2 separate regions of the Homo sapiens genome follow, and region 2 is linked to region 1. Evidence: read pairs that join two places in POLR2A ChIA-PET (ENCODE). Cell type or tissue: Caco-2. All regions are shown on one strand. Links, peaks and the distances in the headings refer to the core of each region. The heading gives the core; the rest is flanking DNA.

Region 1 (6,962 bases), core at 787-5,786:
TCTCAGGCCTCAGCTTCCTGAGTAGCTGGGATTACAGGTGTGCACCATCACACCCAGCTAATTTTTGTTTGTTTAGTAGAGACAGGGTTTTGCCACGTTGGCCAGGCTGGTCTCAAACTCCTGACCTCAAGTGATCTGCCTGCTTTGGCCTCCCAAAGTGCTGGGATTACAGGCATGAGCCACTGCAACCGGTCCCAATGGTAGCCTCTTGATCCCCCTACCTGCTAGTGGCAGAGGTAGCAGCTTCTACTGGAGGGTCATTTCTGTGGCTTCGTGACAAAGTCTACTCCTCCAGGCCATCCAAGTTTCACAAACACCTAGTTTCCTGCTTGTTTTAGTCTGCTTGGGCTCCATAACAAAATACTACAGATTGGATAGCTTAAATGACAGAAATTTATTTTCTCATAGTTCTGGAAGCTGAAAGTCTGAGATCGGGATGCCAGCATGGTTGGATTCTGGCGAAGGCTTCCTTCCTGGCTTGTAGATGGCCACCTTCTCAGTGTTCATGTGGCCTATCATTGGTGTGTGTAGGTGGGGAGAGAGAGGTTTCTCTCTGTTCCCCTTATAAGGCCACCAATCCTATCAGATTAGGGGTGGGGACCCTCCAACCTCGTTTAACATTAATTACCTCCTAAAACCCCTATCTCCAAATACAATCACATTGAGGGTTAGGGCTTTAACATATTAATTTTGTGGGGCCATAATTTAATTTCGTCTATATGTATTGCATCTTTTTTTTTTTTTTTGAGACGGAGTCTTACTCTGTCACCCAGGCTGGAATGTGCAGTGATGCGATCTCGGCTCACTGCAGCCTCGACCTCCCAGGATCAAGCAATCCTCCCATCTTGGCCTCCTGAGTAGCTAGGAGCACAGACACATGCCTGGCTAATTTTTTCTATTTTGGGTAGAGATGGGGTTTCACCATGTTGCCCAGGCTGGTCTGGAACTCCTGAGCTCAAGCAATCTGCCTGCCTCGGCCTCCCAGACTGTTGGGATTACAGGCATGAGTCACTGCACCTGGCCTGAATCTCTTTTTTTGATAAAATACCTAGAGCCATTCCACCACTGTAAATCCTTGAAGTCCCCTTCTCTGTGGTGCTTCCCTGATACCACCCCTGTCCTTTCCCTGAGTTGATGTTTATCTTATGGCATTTAGCATGTGGCATGTGTTACCTACATATGTCTAACTACAGCCTCCCCACAGCCCAACAAGATAATCTCTTGAGGGCAGAGGCTGTGTCTTAGTTTTTGTGCATACCTTAGTGCCTTGCATATCATAGGCACCCAAGAAAAAATTGTTAAATGAATCAATGCTCTCTGTAAATAGGGCAAGGTCTGAAGAACTCCCTGAGCTGGGTAATCTAGAGACACAAGCATCCTGCCCTGGACAGCGAGCCCAATTCCCTTTCCATACATTCTGCCCTGCCTCTGAAACCCACACTTAGGGAGGGGAGAAGCTCAGCTCTGAGGATGAAAAATGAGCAAGGTTTCTAGGACGCAGATTTCTAGTCTCCAGTTTTGACAAGTATCTAGTTTCTCAAAGCCACATTTAATTACAAATATGCCCTGTCTCTACAAAAAAAAAAAAATTAGCTGAGCATGGTAATGTACACCCATAATCCCAGCTACTGGGAAGGCTGAGGCAGGAGGACCTCTTGAGCCCAGGAGGTCGAAGCTGCAGCGAGCTGTGATTGCAGCACTGCACTCCAGCCTGGGTGCCAGAGCAAGATCCTGTCTCAAAACAAAACAAACAAAAACAAATCTATTCTGATCTCCAATCTGAGAAGGGGTGAAGTGACAAATAAATCTGACATCATCGTGAGAACCCATGAAGTGGACGTAGGACACCTGAATGCTCGTGTCCTGGTCTTGGTGCTTAATACTTTTCTGACCTTCAGTGAATCTTTTCTCTGAGTATCAGTTTCTCCATCTGAAGAATGGGCACAATAAGTCTGTCCTGTTCCCTGTGAAGTGAGGACTGAAAGAGAAACTGGATTTGTAGGGACAGTTGCTTTGGGAAAGGAAGCTCAGATGGTACATGCTGCTTTGTAACCCAGAAGCAGAATATTAGCCAGAGGTCAGCCTGGGAGCCTGGACACAGGCACCTAGGGCAGACCTAGTCACGAGGCAGCATGCTAGGCAGACCACTGTCCTGGACTTGGACTCAATGGATTCAGCTCTGCTTCCTCACTGCATTCCCTGAGATAGGTCACTCTCCCTTTCTGAAGCTCTGACTCTTCATCGATAAGATAGGGACACTAATCTTCTCTTGAAGGGTGGGGAAGATAAGATGAAGTGGTAAGTGACTTCACATAGTGGATGCTCAATATAAGCCTTTAGTGTTGGTTTTTCCTGCTCTCAGGCAGAGGCAGCTGGAGAAGGAAGTTTGCTGGGGAGTTGGGGCAGGTGTCAGACTTCTAAGACCCTGGGGGTTGGTTGCTTTCTCCCGTGACTGGATCACTGATTAATCCTTGAGGAATCTCGAGGCCTAAGGGTTGGTAGTCTAGAGGGACAAATATGTGAATACTGGTTAAAGAAAGAAAAAATCTACAAGGGACTTCAGTTTTGGGGATAGACTGATATAGCCTCTTTGAAGCTGGGGCTGACCCAGTCACTCTGCAAGCATCTGGTTGTGCATACCTTAGTGCCCCTCCTCCAAACTCTTCCAAACATCTCTAAGGGTCCCAAAAGGGTAGAAATGGACTCATTCAGAAGTGAAGAAAGAGATCAGGGCCGCAGCTCTCCATAGCTCCTGTCAGGCCCCTTGGGAGGAGCCTGAATGCTGGGGCAGCTTGTGGGGGGGACTCCAATGATGGAACCAGGAGAGGCAGTTCCTACCTTGTGGATGGGGGTCACTAGGAAGGGAAGAAAAACACTTCCCTCCTCTCCCCGGGAAGCTTTCCTTCCCTGCAGCTGGTGCCCCAAGGATCCCCGCCCCCCATCCCAGGCCCTTCCCTTAGAGAGAGCCTGCTGAGCCTGGAATGAGAAGAATCTGAACTACAAACAGACCTCCCAGAGGCACCCCCAACTCTTCTCTAACCACTTCTAGCCAGCAAAAGGCTGGCTTCCTGGAGTGGAGGCAGGACTGGGGTTTGGGCCTTGGAGAAGGGGCCTAGGTAGGGGCGGTGGGGGGATATTTTTTCCTGGAGAGAGAGGGGAGGGAAAGGTTGAGGTCAAGATAAGGACCAGGTCATACAAGAACCATTTTCCAGGCAGGGCACGGTGGCTCAGCACTTTGGGAGGCCAAGGTGAGCAGATCACTTGAGGCTAGGAGTTTGAGACCAGCCTGGCCAACATGGTGAAACCCCGTCTCTACTGAAAATACAAAATTAGCCAGGTGTGGTGACAGGTGCCTGTAGTTCCAGCTGTTTGGGAGGCTGAGGCACAAGAATCACTTGAACCCAGGAGGCAGAAGTTGCAGTGAGCCGAGATCATGCCACTGCACTCCAGCCTGGGCGACAGAGCGAGACTCCATCTAAAAAAAAAAAGAACCATTTTCCAAACCAAAAATCATCAGAACCAGCGAGAGTATACTTGCAGGGGCTATGAAATTGGGGGTGTGAAATTAAGCCTGCCCCAGAATGATCCAAGCTATGAGGTCTGTGCCCCAAGAGTGACAAGCAATTGCCCAAATCCAAATACAACCTAGGAAGACAGAAAGAAACTGTTGGCGCCCCTGCCCCCACCCCCACCCCCTTGGCCTCTCTCTCTTCCTGTCTGAAACATTCAGTTGAGGTGGCCTCCAGGGCACACGCTCTCCCAGCCCTGTCTGGGCTGCATAACTGAGTCTAAGAAACCTGTGAATGGGCTTTGGGGAGTTGAGGGCAGGGGTTGGAAGCAGAGGGAAGATGGAGACACCAGCCAAAAGGACAGATGGCACAGAGCCAGAGGAGCCCCTCATGCCTGCCACACTTCCCCAGACCCTGGCCTTCTGCCCACTGTCCCCCTAGCATCCCTCCTCTCACCTGGACCCAGTCTGGGGCTTTGATGTGAGTCAGCCAGGGCTGTCAGTGCCCAGGGATGCCAGGCAGTGTACCAGTGGGGGAACCCTGGGGAGGGGACCAGGGAGGAGAGGCTGCTGGAGCTGGAAGCCGCCTTAGGCACGATGACCTCTTTGCAGGGGCCTCTCTCTCCAGCTTGTATAACACAGCTCCTGCCAAGGGTGGTATAGAAAGGCACAGAGCCCACAGCGGGCTGGGGAAGGCGGCTGAAAAGGCAGCTTAAGGGCTTCCTGCTGGGTGAGATGGATTAGGGGCCTGTGAGGAGGGAGCCGGGCAGTGAGAAAGGCACCGGCCCAGCGCCAGAGCCCCTTGGCCAAGACCCTCTGGGAGCAGGAGGCCCTAGGTGTCTGGCAGGAGGCAGTCAGATCAGCATCCTCCACTTGGCCGAGGGGCTGGGAGGATGGGGATCCAGCCGGAGCGACACACAGGGATGGGGAGCTAGACCCCGGGGCCCCCAAAATAGAGGGGGGAAGGAACGGAGGAGACATTTCTCGATGAAGAAGTGGACTTCTAGCAGGAAAAGGGAGGAGGGAAAGAACTGACTTGCCCAGCGATTCTATCCGTGTCATCCCGCTGCCTCTCAGAGTGAAGGTGTCATCCCAGAGGTTTTCTGCTGGGAGGGGAGGGGACAACCCTTCCTATCCTCCAGCCAGCCCTCTGCTTCTCAAGGACCCCAGTGTGGAGCTGAGAGAAGGGGACCCACATGGTCCTAAAGTTTCCACACAAGCACTGATTTAGGAGAAGAGTGCAGGTGGCCACTAAGACAAGCTGTGCTATTGAGAAACCCTGGGTGATACCTTGGACGGTGACAGTCTCCGGCTGGTTTTGCTCTGGCCTTGGGCTCCATTTGTCTAGTCTGTGAGATGGGATCCCTGAGGCCACACCATGGAGTGGGATGAGCATTGGCAGAGGTGTCAGGGGATCTGACTTAAGCTCTTGGAATCTTGATTTTTTTCACCAAATATAGAAAAGAAGAGTCTGTTCCATTGATTAGATAGTGTATCATTAAGAGATGACATGTGGCCCAGCGTTGTGGCTCACGCCTGTAATCCCAGCATTTTGGGAGGCTGAGGCGGGTGGATCACTGATGGTCAGGAGTTTGAGACCAGCCTGGCCAACATGGTGAAAACCCGTCTCTACTAAAAATACAAAAATTAGCCAGGAGTGGTGGTGGGTGGTAGTCCTAGCTACTCAGGAGGCTGAGGCAAGAGAATCACTTGAACCCAGGAGACGGAGTTCGCAGTGAGCCGAGATCATGCCACTGCACTCCAGCCTGGGCGACAAAGTGAGATTCTGTCTCAAAAAGAAGAAAAAAGAGAAAGAGATGTCACGTGCATTGTGGAAATTGCAAAGTGTGATATGGACATGAGGTATCACTATCCCTGAAGTGCTTGTGTGTGTGTATCCATCCTTTTGATAGATGTTCCAGGGGAGGGGAGGGGACACACTGAGAACCAGGGACTGCCATACGGGATGCGTTGCATCTTTCCATATCTTCACAAGGATTTTGAGAGGATGATATTGTCCCCATTTTACAGATGAGAAAACTGAGGCTCAATAGCTGATATAATTTGCCCAAGTTTATAGAAGCTCATAAAAGGGGGCATCTGAATTAGAAAGCAAGATTCTTGGGTCTCTAACAGGTTATGTGGCCCCAGGGTCTGGAAGCATTATTCGTAGGTCCCTATGTTTAGAGCAAAGATTTCCCCAAAGGTATGAGTCCTTCTTCTCCCTCTAGTTAGGCTCAGTTAGGAACTAACTTGGATTCACAAAATCCATCTCCTCAGAGTACAAAGGTTAGGGAGGGTTTGCAAAGTGGGTGAGAAAGTCTGAAATGGGCCCAGATGACCAGATAAGATACATGGCCAATGGGGACATTCTCTAGAAGGGGATCCAGGGATGGGTACTTCAGCCTCAGGGCATCCGTGGATCAGAGCTGCCCCGTCTCCCATCTCAGCGGGGCCAGCCCCCTTCTTTGTGCTCTTTTTTTTCCCACAGTCCAGCAAGGGGGGTACTGGGATCCCAGGCCCACCCCCTCCTGCTGGGCAGCACCCCATCAACCCCCACATAAAAAGCTTGAGAGTGGAGAAGGAGGGGGGCATTCTCACTCTGAGGAGGCCTCGGCACCCTTCTCCCTTTCTGGGGAACAAGAAACTTGCTGATGGCTTGGGCCCCTTCCCCAGCCCCTGGCCCCAGCCCTGGCTCCCCCAGACAAAAAGCTGCTTTACATGAGAAGAGCGGGCTGGCCTGGCCTTACCCGGGCACTCAAAGAGGCGGTAGCCCCTGACAGCCGCAAGACTGCCCCTTCCCCCACGCCGAGGCCTCGTTTAGTTGCAATTAGCAATTCTTTGCATATCCCCCCACGGGGCTGAGAGGGACGCTCGCCCTCACCTCCCAAACCCAGCCTTCAACCTTCCGAAGCCTCCCAGCCGCGGCTCCCATCACTCTCCCCTCTCCTCCCTCCTCCCCAGTCTCCTCACTGCCCCACCCCCAGCTCGCAAACTAGCTCATCGGCTTCCTGAGTTCTCCAAAGAGGGAGGCACCCAGAGGGGCCAAACCTAGGGTGCTCAGGGTCAGGGTGGGGGTGACCCCCTCCTCGATCCACACTGCCCCTTCCCTCCTCCTTTCCCACTTGCCACCCCCTCTCCAAATCAGGCGTAGCTTTTGGATCACTGGGAGGGGAAAGATAGAGGGAAAAGACATTTTAAGAAAGAGACCTGGGGCTCACGCCTGTAATCCCAGCACTTGGGGAGGCCGAAGCGGGCGGATCATGAGGTCAGGAGTTCGAGACCAGCCTGGCCAACACGGTGAAACCCCGTCTCTACTAAAAATACAAAAATTAGCCAGGCATGGTGGCGCACACCTGTAATCCCAGCTACTTGGGAGGCTGAGGCAGGAGAATCGCTTGAACCTGGAAGGCAGAGGTTGTAATGAGCCGAGATCGTGCCACTGCACTCCAGC
Region 2 (6,962 bases), core at 1,229-6,228, 780 kb after region 1:
TCTACTAAAAGATACAAAAAAATTAGCTGGGCATGGTGGCATGCGCCTGTAGTCCCAGCTACTCAGGAGGCTGAGGCAGGAGAATTGCTTGAACCCGGGAGGCGGAGGCTGAAGTGAGCCGAGATCGCGCCACTGCACTCCAGCCTGGGCAACAAGAAGGAAACTCCATCTCAAAAAAAAAGAAACAAAACACTACCAGCACCCTGGAAAGCACCCCCAGTCTCTATGCTCCACCACCCCCATCCCCAGCTCCCAGGGCCTCTGCCACGCGGGCTTCTTTTTTTTTTTGAGACAGAGTCTCGCTCTGTCACCCAGGCTGGAGCACAATCTCAGCACAATCTCACCTCACCGCAACCTCTGCCTCCTGGGTTCAAGCAATTCTCTGGCCTCAGCCTCCTGAGTAGCTGGGATTATAGGCTCGCGCCACCACACCCAGCTATTTTTTTGTATCTTTAGTAAAGACGGGATTTCACTATGTTGGCCAGTCTGGTCTCGAACTCCTGACCTTGTGATCCAGTTGCCTTGGCCTCCCAAAGTGCTGGGATTACAGGCGTGAGCCACTGTGCCCAGCCCCTTGCAGGCTTCTGACAGCACAGATGGTTTTGCCCGCTTTCCTACTCTGTGGGCTCATCCACCTCATATGTGTGTGCTGCCTCCGTGTTGCTTCTGCTAAGTGGCAGTCTGGTCATTCTTTGTATTTGTCCTTTCTACTGTGGATGGGCCTTTGGGGGTTTCTAACTGTGGGCCATGATGTGCAGTGTTGCCTGTGAACATTCTGGCCCATGTTCGTGAATGTGAATGCGTATCTCTATTGGACCTGGGCCTGGGAGTGGGATTGCTGGGCCAGAGGGGATGCACGTGTTCAGCTTGAGGAGATACCGCCGTGCCGCACAGCTTTCCAAAGTGGTTGTGCCAATTCACGCCTCACCTCCCCCAGCCACGCAGAAGAGTTCCAGTTGCCCCATATCTTCACCAGCACTTTGGGTTTTCCATCCTTTTCATTTTAGCCATTCTGACAGGCACACAGTGGCGTGACATTGTGCTTTTAAGTGGCACTTCACGGAAGAGTCTTGACCAACGCCATGGTGTGATGGGACGCCCCCAGCTCACCACGTCTCCCCTGTTTCTTACAGGCCGGGTGCTCGTCCACTGCCGGGAAGGTTATAGCCGCTCCCCAACGCTAGTTATCGCCTACCTCATGATGCGGCAGAAGATGGACGTCAAGTCTGCCCTGAGCATCGTGAGGCAGAACCGTGAGATCGGCCCCAACGATGGCTTCCTGGCCCAGCTCTGCCAGCTCAATGACAGACTAGCCAAGGAGGGGAAGTTGAAACCCTAGGGCACCCCCACCACCTCTGCTCGAGAGGTCCGTGGGGGAGGCCGTGGGCAAAGGTGTCCCGAGCTGCCATGTTTAGGAAACACACTGTACCCTGCTCCCAGCATCACAAGGCACTTGTCTACAAGTGTGTCCCAACACAGTCCTGGGCCACTTTCCCCACCCTGGGGAGCACATAAAGAAGCTTGCCAAGGGGGGCGTCCTTGCTCCCCAGTTGTCCTGTTTCTGTAACTTATGATGTCTTTTCCCTGAGATGGGGGCTCAGAGGGGGAAGGCCTGTGGCCTGCATGCTTCCCGATGGCCCACGGCAGGAGGTGTGTGGAAGTGTAAGGCCTAAGATGCTCACAGAGGTCCCTCATGACCTCCCTTCCCCAACTCCCGAATCCTCTCTTGAGTGTGGACCTCAACACCTTGAGCCCTAGTAAAGGAACTATGCAAATGCAGGCCACTCTCCCCACCACGTCTGTGCCCTGCACTGTCCCCACAGCCTTCCACACCCTGTGCATAGGCAGCCCTCTCACGTCTTGAGGTCCGAAGCTGGGGTGGGGGTGTCCGTCAGTTATTAGTGGATGGAGATTCCCACAGCAAGGCTGCATTTGAATGATTTCCTTAGGATGAATGGTCCCTACACAAAGAGGCCTTGTGGGCAAACCTGGAGAACCCTCCTAAATCCATAGAGTTTTCAAAATGTGAATCTTTGGAAGCCTTGAGTTCAGAATCTGCTGCTCTGGAATATTTCCCTTCGATCTTATCTCAGTCACTTCGTTTTTGAGAAGAGTGATGCCTTGGGCATGCTTTTTTTTTTTTCTTTTTTAGAAAACAGGGAGTTGAAGTCCAACCTATTTAAAAACCCCACCATTTGGAGAATTACAAGGGTTTTGTCCTGAATTGTAGTGTTGGCAAGCCCAAGCCACTCGTGCTAACTGCTTTTTGTCTCGGTTGCTATTCCAAGAACAGAAGGAGGAAGTTGGCCAATTACAGCGTGTGTGCATGGATGTGTGTGGGGGGCGTGCCTCTCAGAAACGCGGCCAGAAGACAAGCAGGGAAGTGAAAGGTCCCAGGCACACACCCTGCCCATTGCAGGTGGCTCTTACAGCTCTCTGGTGCCAGCACGGGATCCCTGAAGTGACTCAGCCAGGCAGACATGAGACATGGCGGAGTGTCCAAATGGATCCTTTATTGGTGGTAGAGCAAAAAAACCCAAACACGATAAACCTTTCAAAAGACTTTCTAAGGATGATATTGGAATGCACCAGCCCTCACATGTGTATGCACATTTGCCAGAATATAAGAGTTTTGTTTTAAATACAGTCTTGTTAGGATTTTACGTTATTGTTATTATGGAAAGTGATTGTGATGCTATTTATCTTCAGGGTCACTCTGGGCAAAGAGAAGGTCCTCAGCCATGCCCCCAGCACCTTGCACATAGGTGTCTGATAAAAGTTTAAGAAAGTAAACACTTTTTGAGCACCAAATATATATAGGGCATTGTTCTGGTGGGTGTGTCACGCTCCCAGAAGACTGAATTCATGGTAGGATCACTCGCAAGGCCTTGTGAAGGAGTCTTACCTAAAACGAAAGAAATATCAGGGACTTTTGTTGACTATTTACAACTCAGTTTTACATTTAAATTCAGGCAGTGTTAATATGCCAAGGTAGGGAATGTGCCTTTTTCAGAGTTGGCCAGGAGCTCCTGGCTGGGACACGGAGAGGCAGGTGTGGCGTAAGGCCTCACTCCCGGCTGGGAAGGTCTCTGATCACACAGAAGCAGCCCTGCCCAGCCTGGTCATTTGCTGTCCGCTTTTCTCTGTGACCACAGCAGCCCTGAACAACCAGTATGTGTCTTCTTCTCCAGATAGTGAAAAAGGTGTCCAGATAAACCCACCTAAGTGAAATGGCCATCCTCTAAACTGGGTACCTCACTGCACAGCTTCTAGGTAGCCTTCCAACTTAATCTAACTTGAGCCTCACAGTAACCCTGTAAAGTTAGTAGAGCTTGTTCTTGTATTGTGACCTTTTTTAAAAAAAAGGAACTGAGGTTCAGAATGATTAAGGGCCTGGCCCCCAGGGTTGTCCAGCTCCATAAGGTGGAGCTGGGCAAGATTTTGGGTTTGCTGCTCCCTGAAGCTGGATTCTTTCATACGATACTCTTTCTCAAGAAGGGGGCTCCCTGGGATCTCCAGGTGTACTGCACTTACCCTCAATCCAGCCCCGGAGAAGCAAGTGAAAAGGGTGGGTCCCTCATAGGCTAGAATGTGCAGCTCTTTCTCCAGGTGGGATGTAGCACCCCGAAGTAGAGCTTTCTGCTCTGCTCCTGGAAAAGGCTAGGGAGCTGGGGCTGGGGCTCCCCTCCCATGACCAGGCAGTGGTCACCCCATGGGACAGGCACAGCTACTTACGCGAACACAGCAGGTTGGTGTGGCTGGCTAACTAGGACCTCTCGAAAGTCTCTGTGGGGGCATGAGGGAGAAAAGGCCATTGGGAGAATTACTGCCTTTACTTTGGGACTACTTTTATGCTGATAACTTGGGATTTCTTGATAGTCCTTCACCCCTGAAACCCCGTATTTACTTAACAAGATTTAGCTCTTAGTTCTTCAAGTAAAATTAAAGTCTCTTGTGTAAGAGCCAACACATGCCCAGCTGCGGATGGGAGCTGTTCCTGGACAGCCTTCTACTGCCTGGGAAGTGATGGAACAGGAACTCAGGGTGCCCTTACCCCCTCCCCAGACCTGTTCCCTTTCTTTGACTGACAGAGCACCATCCAGGCAAAATTAGAGCGCCAAATGGTTTTCTTCTCAATCTTAAAGCAGTATACCTTTCCACAGGCTCGTCTGTGTCCCTGCCACTCTGAGTTATCCAGAAACCACCACCTACAAATGAGGGGACTCATCTAGAAGACCTCTAAGGTCCCCTTTTGGCTCTGAGGGGTCTCTAATAATCCCCACTTGGAATTCAGCACCGCAAGGAAATTATGGGTATGTGAGCCATAATATGATGGGCAGCAGGTGGCGCTGCCTTCCACCCATGGTGATGGATGGTTTGGAAAGGGAATGTTGGTGCCTTTTGTGCCACAAGTTAAGATGCTACTGTTTTAAAGGAAAAAAAAAAAAAAAAGTACTGATCTTCAATATGAAGACATGAGCTTTTCTCGCAGGAAATTTTCTTTTTCACAGAACTGGTGTCAGGAATCACTGAAGGGCTAACCGTGATAGTCCTTGCAAGTAAGTCAAGGTTTTATCCTGATTGGAAATAGAAGACATTTCCGGTTGAGAGAACAGATTCGTTGGAAGCTTAACTTTTGTTGCCTCTTAACGCCACCAAATTTTAGGGTAATTTGATTATGAAAGAGTGAATTTTTCTGGACAGAAAAGGGAGAGCTACCAAATTGTTTTTTTCTTTTTAAAAGGAAGTTTAATGTCCGTTGTATCACAAATCAGTGTTAAAACACCAGAACTTTAGCCAAAATAAATGTCTTACATTACAAAGGTATTGTTTTTTTGTCCTTCTTATCACAGTTGGTATTCTTTTACGTTTTTATGCTTAGCTTTTTTTGTTTGGGCTTAGCTTTTATATTTGCGATTTCTAACTTTTTAAAAATAATCATCTAAAACATAGCCGTTCTGAGCTAGTTATAGGTTCCATGATGGCACTGTTTATGCAGTAGATATTGATGAACACCTTTCCAGTACCAGAAATGTTCTGGTAGGAATATTCTTAGGTAGAATGGCCATAATGGTCCTGAATGAAGGAGGTAAGGTTTGTGCTTCTAAGAAAGCAGGGGACTAGGGTGTTCATCTCAAGGTAGCCTCACGTGATGACTGGGTGACATTTTGAGATTTGAGTGATCCTGCAAATGAACAGTCCCTAAACATATCCCCTTCCCCCAGATGCCTTAAATTCCACTATTGGTGCTATGTTCCTTTGAATAAAAAACCTTAGAGAAAGTAGTTGCCTTTTCCTCCCAGACAGAAGTCTGGGCAGAGAAAGCCTCTCGAGGTTCCCATTCCCTCTATCACATGAAGCAATTGGACTCGCTTCCTGTTTGTCAAGACTCTGACAATGTAATCTTTATGGTTCTACACAAAATCTTAAGGCAGAGCACTAAAATATAAAACAGGTAAAAGTTTTTAAGTATAATTTTTAAAAAATTTTTCATTAAAAATAATACTATATGTACATAGTAATACACTTAAACAATGCAAAAGGCTTATACGGAAAAGTGAGTCACTTGCTCCTTCAATCTGTCTCCCCATAAGCATCATATCCTTAAAGGAAAATGTCAAGCATATATAAGCACACATATGTGCATACGTGTGTATATACAGAGATATCTCTGCTTTGTTGTTTGTTTTGCTTAGCTTATATTATGGTTATTGTTTTTATTGTTCTACCCCCTTCATCTTAACAGCTACATAGCATTCCATTGTGTATGGATGTGTAAATAAAGACAAGGTGATTTGGACATCCCTCAATGCAGGGTACTGCCTAAAAGCAGAAGTTTGCCCTCCTAATCCAGATATTTCCTTTTTACCACCTACAAGTGGGAGCAAAATCTGTTTTAAAATGCAGCCAATAAGGAGAATCCTCAGTTTCCATTAATTAGAGATAGGGGCCTCCTCCAGAACCAAGTAGAGAATGAAACCGGATGACCTTTGAGAGTCCTTCCAGATCAAAGATTCTATGATCCCAAGGAGTCAAAGGAGCATAATATACTTTCCAAATTTGGCCTGTCATTCAAAGTCTGGTCCAAATGCCACATCTTACCATAAGGATCCCAGATCCTCCCCAGGGGAAAGAGATTGTTCTCTCCTTTGAAGGCCCATAAGAAAATTGTCCTTTTGAAAAAATGCATCTGGTGAGGATGTGGAACAACAGGAACTCTTTGTTTCAGTGGGGAATGCAAAATGGTACAGCCACTTTGGAGGACAGTTTGCAGTTTAGTTTCTTGCAAAACTACACATACTTTTATTGCACAATCCAGCAGTCATGCTCCTTGGTATTTATTCAAATGATTTGAAAACTTAACGTTCGTATAAAAACCTGCACACAGCTGGGCATGGTGGCTCATGCCTGTAATCCCAGCACTTTGGGAGGCTGAGGTGGGCAGATCACTTGAGGTTAGGAGTTTGAGACCATACTGGCCAACATGGGGAAACCCCTTCTCTACTAAAAATACAAAAATTAGCCAGGTGTGGTGGTGCTCACCTGTAATCCCACCTACTCGGGAGGCTGAGCCAGGAGAATCACTTGAACCCAGGAGGCGGAGGTTGCAGTGAGCTGAGATCACGGCACTGCACCCCAGCCTGGGAGACAGAGTAAGACTCCGTCTTAAGACAAAACAAAACAAAAAACCTGTACAAAATGTTTATACCACCTCTATTAATAATTGCCAGAGCTTGAAAGCAACCAAGATGTCCTTCAGTAGATGACAGTAGGTGACTAGATAAACCGTGATACATCAAGACGATGGAGTATTACTCAGTGCTAAAAAAAAAAAATAAGCTGTTCATGCCATGAAAAGACATGGAGGAACCCCAAATGAATATTACTAACTGAAAGAAGCCAATCTGAAAAGACTATGTATGGGTATATTCCAACTCTATATGACATCCTGGAAAAGGCAA

The links. ChIA-PET counts read pairs that join two places held together with the same protein. Peaks named below come from ENCODE experiments on the same cell type or tissue, not always from the same donor. Only the 100,000 strongest peaks of a DNase experiment are listed, where the experiment ranks them.
Region 2: POLR2A ChIA-PET joins it to region 1 with 5 read pairs; 1 of 35 experiments calls an interaction of 5 or more read pairs at or near these places.

What each region holds. Positions count from the first base shown.
Region 1 is chr17:44,539,305-44,546,266 of GRCh38, reverse strand. No RefSeq gene overlaps it. Among named protein-coding and RNA genes, the nearest start is that of FZD2, 15 kb to the left of the region's middle. RefSeq lists an enhancer at 5,509-6,503. In Caco-2, for the core only: no CTCF peak of the experiment used is centred there; DNase peaks (open chromatin) are centred at 998, 2,416, 3,006 and 3,787.
Region 2 is chr17:43,763,986-43,770,947 of GRCh38, reverse strand. It overlaps DUSP3 (dual specificity phosphatase 3), which reads left to right. Exons shown (of 3, transcript NM_004090.4): 3 at 1,134-4,823. The coding sequence ends at 1,339. Among named protein-coding and RNA genes, the nearest start is that of SOST, 8.7 kb to the right of the region's middle. In Caco-2, for the core only: CTCF peaks have their summits at 4,161 and 4,363 (motif pointing right); a DNase peak (open chromatin) is centred at 4,344.